Regions from separate parts of the Homo sapiens genome. Here region 1 is linked to region 2. A link is a contact called in ENCODE Hi-C data. All regions are on one chromosome and are shown on one strand. Each heading gives the region's core, a stretch centred on a gene start or an enhancer-like site at or near the end of the contact. The rest is flanking DNA. Distances are from core to core; before and after follow the strand shown. Region 1 has its middle 31 kb from the start of RFC3. Region 2 holds the start of PDS5B (PDS5 cohesin associated factor B).

Region 1 (3,728 bases), core at 512-3,011, 1.2 Mb before region 2:
GCTCTGTGGTAATTTTAAATCAGATACATTGAAAGGATATTAACTTTTACAATAATATTGTACAATTAAAACTATATATGTAAATCCAAGAGACTGGAGGAGTCTACATATACTGAGTTTCTTATTTAACAATAACTGATGATTTTTATATAATTGAGAATAAATCTTTATCAGATGATGAGACTCAGAGGATAATAGGTCAATTATTATGGTAATTTTTTAAATCTCTTCTATCGTATCTTGTGAGTGAATAGCTGTGTAGAAACAAGAAGAAGTAATATAGGTCAAATGACAAAAAAGAAAAAATTCTAGAAATTCTTCTCTCATTGGGAGATCTGTAAAAACAGTGTCTCTCATGTTTGTCATTACTGTATCTTGGGGCACAGTGTGTGACATGTGGTCATGCAATAAATAACTGTTGAATGAAGGAAAGGCATGATGACTATCACAGAAGATCTTTCTGCAGTCATTTTGACATCATCTTACCTTGGTGCTTTTATTTCCATCTGCACATTTTTATTATAGTACAAAATTTTTTTAATGGGTGAAAAAGGATGAGTATAACTGTTTTCTCCATTAATTGCACATGGTATTTTGGAACAACATTGTGCTAGGGGTCAGATAGCTTCTGGTGGGATGGTCCCATTCCTGTCGTGATGTGACCTTGAACTACTCAATATCTGCAGTCCAGTTGTCCCATTGACAAAAATGCAGAGAATCACATCTGGCAAGATTTTATTACAGATGGAATTATTTTAATAGCAAAATACAATCATGAAAGATGCATGCTGGGATTAGTAAGAGAAATATTAAACTATGTTGTGTTTATACAGTACTGTAACATTTTAAAAATTCCTCCATTTTTAATCACCTGATTTGCTGATAACAACACTACCAAAAATATTTAACTTTTCCATCAAATACAAATATATTAGCCTTGGTCATCTAAAATAAAACATGGGCATTTTCTAAGCTACATTTAAGTATAATTTACACATCATACAGTTCACCCATTTGAAGTGCAAAATTCAGTTTTTTTTTGGTAAATTTTCAGTTACAGAATCACCACAATCCAAATTTAGAATATTTTCGTTGCCCCCAAAAGATCCCTTGTGCCCTCCCCCTTTCTACCTCCAGCTCTCAAAACAGAAAAACAACAAATACTCTTTTAGTATAAGTATGTTCCACATGTTGAAAGGGACATACTTACAGTAAAACATTTTTTATTATTTGAAATTCAGATTTAACCAGACATCCTGTATTTTATCTGGCCATCCTACCAAAACATAGACTCCAAAATAATATTTTAAGAATTGTTTTTGGAAACATGCTTATTCACAACCTCTTTATTGGTAACCCAAAGTATAGTTTTATATGATGGCTGACCAATGACTTATGTTTTTACAATTTTTGCTACATAAATTACCATTGACACAACCAAGGAGATCTGCGAAAAAAAAAAATGTTTCTAAAGAAATTAACCCTCACATCCTTTTCAGAGGTGAATGCAATTACCAGAGGGCTGCAGGCAGACGGCCAGGCTTAGTGCTGTGCTGTGATGCTGCAAATGTTTGTGATTTTCTCTGCTGTACCCTGAGGCAGTACACTTTCACTTTTGGCATTCTCTAGGAATTTGTGCATTTTAGAATTAGCTGCAGTGCACTGTATATTTGCCCCAACTAGTGAAGGTGTGACCCTCACTCAGTGGGGACTAGTACGTGTCAAGCCACGTGGAAATCACAAAGAAGAGGGTTCACTCTGCTTTATTCATACTCCATGGTATTGGAGACCTGAGCTCTCAGGCTGCAACTGTTTAGTAGCCAGAGACCCATTTTTTATATCAAATAGAAGGTCAGTTGAAACATAAATTTTGGGTTTGGAAGACTACTCTAGATAAATATGAGGTGAAGAAGAATATTCTATCGTGGGTTCTCTTTCGGTTTCAGTTTCTATCATGTGGTTCTTCTTCTTCTTCTTTTTTTTTTTTTTTTTTTTTTTTTTTTGACGGGTCTTATTCTGTCTCCCAGGCTGAAGTGCAGTGGTGCGATCTCCATTCACTGCAACCTCTGCCTCCCGGGTTCAAGCGATTCTCCTGCCTCAGCCTCCGGAGTAGCTGGGACTACAGGCGCCCGCCACCACACCCGGCTAATTTTTGTATTTTTAGTAGAGACGGGGTTTCACTATGTTGGCCAAGTTTGTCTCGAACTCCGGTCCTCAGGTGATCAATCCACCTCGACCTCACAAAGTGCTGGGATTACAGGCGTGAGCTACCACACCCGGCTACGTGGTTTTTGTTTCTCTGATTCTACAACCTCAGCCTAGTCATTCAGTCAATCTGTCCACAAATACTTCTTGAGGGTAGGATTTGAGGGTCTCCTCTCTGCTAGCTGGTAGAGTAGGGATACAGAGGTTCAAAGATTGTGTGTGTCTAGGTAGCTCAGTGCCTGGCAGCATGGGCACTCAATTCACATGGCAAACTCATGTAGCAGTGAATGAGACAGAAACCGCTCTTGCCTCGGTGAGCTTACAACCCATTCTATTGACCGTTCTCAGAAAAGTTTGGAAGCTCAGTGGAGAAAACCAGGCTACAATAATCTCAGCAGTCCTAGCTTTTCTTCTCCTATGGTCTCTTGCTTTCATTGTGAGTGCTAAAATGTCTTAATTTCCTATTATGGATCCCTGGCTTGAATGAGAAGCCAAAATATGAAATGCTTCTTCCTAAGCTTAGAAGTAGAAGATACTACTTCAGGCTGGAAGAGTCAGTGAAGTTTCTCTGAAGAGACAAGAAATGTACAGTTTGCGGAAATGGCACTGCAAACAAAAACCCAGAGGCAAAAGAGGCTGAAATCAATAAAAATATGATTTTGTGCTAATATGAGGCATAAAGTGCTTTTTAAAATCGGTTGAGCATATGTGTGTGGTTTATTTCTAGGTTCTCTGTTCTGTCCCATTGATCTATGCATTTATCCCTCTGCCAATGCCATACCGTCTTGATAACTGCTATATAGTAAATCTTAAAATCAGGTACAATGATTCCTCCAACTTGATTCTTCTTTTTCAAAATCTTCTTACCTATTCTAGGATTTGTGCCTTTCCATAGACATTTTAAAATAAGCTTGTTTTTGTCTATAGAAACCTTGCTGAATTTTGATAGGAATTGAATTAAATTTATAGACTAATCAAAGGCTAAAATGCTTTTATATGTACAAAATCAATTTCCCACCTTGAAACCCACGATAAAGTTCCCATATTGACAACACACACACACACACACACACACACACACACACCCCACACACAAATTCAATGACAGTTGGGCATTGTTTTTTCATATAAAGCAAGGAAGACTGCAGAACCCTTTGCAACAGGAGTGACCCTTTAACACTGGTTCAAATAGGAACTAGAACAAGAAGTGAAGTTCTATAGTGAGATGTAATGCCAATCCTAGGTTGAATGTCAACATAAGGAGTCTCTTATCTCAGCAGGAGGTTACAGCTGATAGGGTGGCCTGACTCACTTTGTGGGGCATTATCAGTCAACCTGAACCATAGAAGCTCACTTCTAATTTTCCTCAGACTGAGGAAATAATTTAGAAATGGCAATTTTCTTCCTAGGCTTATAATTTTCTTTGCACTACATGAAAATTTCATTTCAATTGGCTTATGATAGAGCAGCGTTTTGACAGTTCAAATTCATGAATTAAAACAAAACGAAGCAAAACTTGGACA
Region 2 (3,503 bases), core at 696-3,195:
ATTTGTAAATGTATATTAAGTACAAATTTTATTTATAAGGAATAATGTTCTTAAGATGTGTTTTTACAGTTAAGTTTCTGAGACTAAATCTATCTTCACATAAAAGTTCCCATGTAATTTTCACCTACATATTCAGCACTACAAATTTTAATTAGGTTTTCTGCTATCACCATGAGATACAAGATTAATTGTTGCACGAACTGACCTGCATACACCATTGAATACTCATTTTATTGTCCCTAAAGATGCGAACATCTCAGACATGTGTACTGCATGAAGAGCTGTCTTTCAAGTCCATATTTGTGGCTTTTAATTACTTTACCTGACCACTACATGAGTTAATATAAAAAACGTTCTGTCTGGGAACTCGGGATGTGTTAACTGAGAACAATGACTATACTGCCGTTCAAGCATTGGGTAATTACGATTTATTTACAGCTCGCCTCCTGTATGTAAACACAACTTGAGTTTTTGAAGTTCATTAGGAAGATAGTATAGGATTACCCAACTCTCTCCACACCGCAGACCAACCCTCTAAATTAAGGCTATACCCAAAGTTTTCGAAACTATTTCATCAACAGGGTAGGATCAGTCTGGGCACCACTGCCCATCCATCACCTCTTATTAAAAGTACGAGAAGCACTTTCTTCGACATAAAAAAGGGTTAACCCTCGCTGGGGGAGAGAGGCTGTTGAAGACGCGCGTGGAGTGGGTGGGTAGCTGCTCTACCAACCCTTCCCGGAGCTCGCCCCGTCCGCGGCAAGGAACGCAGCAGCCTGCAGCTCCGAAGGCGAGGGGCGGCGTTTCTGGTTTCAGTCATTCGTCCAAAATAACTGTCGAGCTACTTAAGAGTTAGCTTTCACGTCTCTACCAAAAACCAACAGCAGTAGCAGCAACAACAACAAACAAGGTTTTTCTCCGGACCGAAAACTTTTAAAGTAACATTAAAATAACAGTGTAAAAACAATAACGAGTCACAATTGCACACCATTTTCCCCGCCGTTCCTTCTGAAAGGAAAGCTAGAACCCAGTTGTGGCCTGGGAGGAGTCCCTCCACGCCAGTGCTGGGCTCTTCCTCAACTGGCTGCTCGGGGACCACTCGGGGTGGCGCGGTGAGCGCGATTTCCCTCCGGCGAGCGGCGAGGGACAGTGCAAAAATGTCACGCTCAGCCCGTCCCCTGGCCCGAAGCGGAGGCCAGGCGGCGCGCGGGGACCCGGCGGCGGGGGCGAGAGCGCCCGCGGCCCCGACCCGCGGTCCCCGCCCGCCCCTCGCCCGGAAGGGGGAGAAGCCCGCCCGCGGGAGGATTCAACAGGAGCACCGCGCCGCCCGCCTGCCGCCCGGGAAACAGCCGCCGGCCGGCCGGGGCGCGGGGGGAGGGGCGCGGCGGCGGCGACGGCGGCGGCGGGAGGGCGCGGGCGGCCGGGCGGCCCCGAGACCCCCGCCCGCGCGCAAGGTCACCGCCCGCCGCCGCCGCCGCCCCGGCCGGGATCAGAGCGGCAAGTTTAATTTTCCAGAGGCTGCGGCAGAACCCGCGGCGTGGAGGCGCGCGCCGGCCGCGGGGCCCTCCCCACCCCCACCGCGCAGCCGGCCCGCGCCCCGCGACCCCCGCCCCGGGCCACCGCCAGGCAGCCACCCGCTGCAGCCCCCGATGCCGGGAGGCGAGTCGCGCCTGGCACCCAGGCGGGCGGCGCTTCAGCCCTGCCACACACACGCACACAGCGGCAGTGGCGGCCGCTGAAAAATGGAGCGCCGCAGCCAGAGAAGAGAGACATTTTCTTTCCGTTAACTGAATTGTTTCCTACCTCCGGGTTGCCGACTCGCTACTCCGCTCACTCCGGGGCTCTCCGGGATCCGCCGCCGCCGCCGCATCCAATCGCCTTCTCCCCCCCCCTCCCCTTCCGCAGCCAGCCCTGCCGTTCCTCCTCCTCTCCGCTTCAAAATGGCGCCAAGCGCTCTTCGGCGGCTGCTCCAATCGAACCGCCGCGGACAGCACCCGGGGGCAGGCAGAGCGCGGCATGGGTGCGCAGCGCCCCCTGCCGACCAGACGGCCCCGAGCGCGTCCGCCCTCCGAGCTCCACCCCGCCCCGTCCGCGCGCGCGCACGTCCCTCCTCAGCCCCGCCCCGTCCGCGCGCACGCAACCACACGGGCACGCCGCCGCGGGGCCCGCGAGAAGGGCAGCTGTCAAGGCGTCCACTACTCTTGCGGCTTCCTAGACCTCTACCGACAAAAACCACACCGATTGTTACGTAGCCCTATCTTTTTAGATAAAGGTTGGGAGATTTTTTTAAACCCTGACATTCAGCACAGGTGTTGTGATGGGTAAACAGAATTGGTATTATTAACTACTTTGCTCCTTACTTGTTAACTCTGACCTAGTCGTCTCGGAATGCCATACAAATAGTTTTCCTACACTTTACGTGTTATGTCTTTATTAAATCTCCCCGCTTTCCTAATTTGAGGAATTGTTTATAGGTGGTAGGCTGGCGGAGACAGAGTAATTGAGCCTGTGACGAAGCATTCCATTCCTTTGGCAGAATTGTCCTTATTAGAGGAAGAAATCATCTGGAGACCACAGGGACACATTCCAGGAGGTGGGTCTCCTCCCCTCTTCACCTCTAAGGGATGCCAGTCCCTCCTGCAGCTGTAGAGTGGGTTTAGCCTGGTCACCACAGCAGATCACCTACCTTGCGGGAAGGTTTCCTCCCCAGCCGGGTCCCTGCCAGAGCTGAAGAAGGGACTTCCTCCTCTTTTTACTTTAATACCATCCCTGCTGTAAGGAAGTTTCCCCTGATATGATGTATTTGGTTACTAGAATTTTGTTCCAGGGAGAATTTGTTTCAACAATGAACAAGCAAAGTGTGAATGAATGGATTACAGTAGGATACTTATCAACTGAAACAAAAGAGAGGTAATGCTGATATATAAACTAATGCTACTGTGTTAGAAAAGGTATGTACATCGGTATTCCATCGGACCCGGGCACCTAGAGATACTGAGACCTCTTCATTTCCATTTTTGTGGGATTCGCTGGACAATTCCGCCTCAGTCTCCTCCAGTGCTTGCTAGACCAATATGTTGTGTTACTGTATTCCTGTGTCCAAGATTTTGCCACTGAATACTCCAGGTTCTACCCATTTTATACATTCCTCGATGAAGTCTACTATGAGTTTTTTCTGCCCTCTTTTTAAAATTATCTCAGGAATTTTCTTATTTTACATCGTTGTTCCATCAACATAAATCTTGTATGGGAGAGTAGGATGTCTAGATCTAGAAAAACCTTTCCTCTTTGGTTGTTTTTATTATGTTTTTTACTTTATTTTCTTCAATTCCCAAACCTCCAAAGCCAGGAAGCCAGAAAGTTTCAGAAGAAAGCCAGGATGAAAGCAAGAATTTTTTTTTCTTTTTTCTTTCTTTTTTTTTTTTTTTTTTTTGAGATGGAGTCTTGATCTGTCGCCAAGCTGGAGTGCAGTGGCGCGATCTTGGCTCGCTGCAACCTCCCTC

Evidence for each region. Hi-C counts contacts between places; a loop is a spot of excess contacts on that map. Pooled maps may share reads with other maps.
Region 1: a loop to region 2 is called in a pooled map, with 20 times the contacts of the local background. The contact joins the enhancer-like site here to the promoter of PDS5B in region 2. A Hi-C loop is called at or near these places in 2 of 50 pooled maps.

Annotation. Positions count from the first base shown.
Region 1 is chr13:33,785,349-33,789,076 of GRCh38, reverse strand. No RefSeq gene overlaps it. Among named protein-coding and RNA genes, the nearest start is that of RFC3, 31 kb to the left of the region's middle. Within about 2 kb of position 1,761, at least 5 of the 41 ENCODE cell types and tissues checked have a DNase peak (open chromatin) inside an H3K27ac peak, as active enhancers do.
Region 2 is chr13:32,584,894-32,588,396 of GRCh38, reverse strand. PDS5B (PDS5 cohesin associated factor B) reads right to left here and starts at 1,945. Exons shown (of 35, transcript NM_015032.4): 1 at 1,804-1,945. It overlaps PDS5B-DT (PDS5B divergent transcript), which reads left to right and starts at 1,952. Exons shown (of 3, transcript XR_001749808.1): 1 at 1,952-2,020; 2 at 2,475-2,593; 3 at 2,828-3,379. RefSeq lists an enhancer at 841-900 and silencers at 1,131-1,380, 1,801-1,880, 1,891-2,260.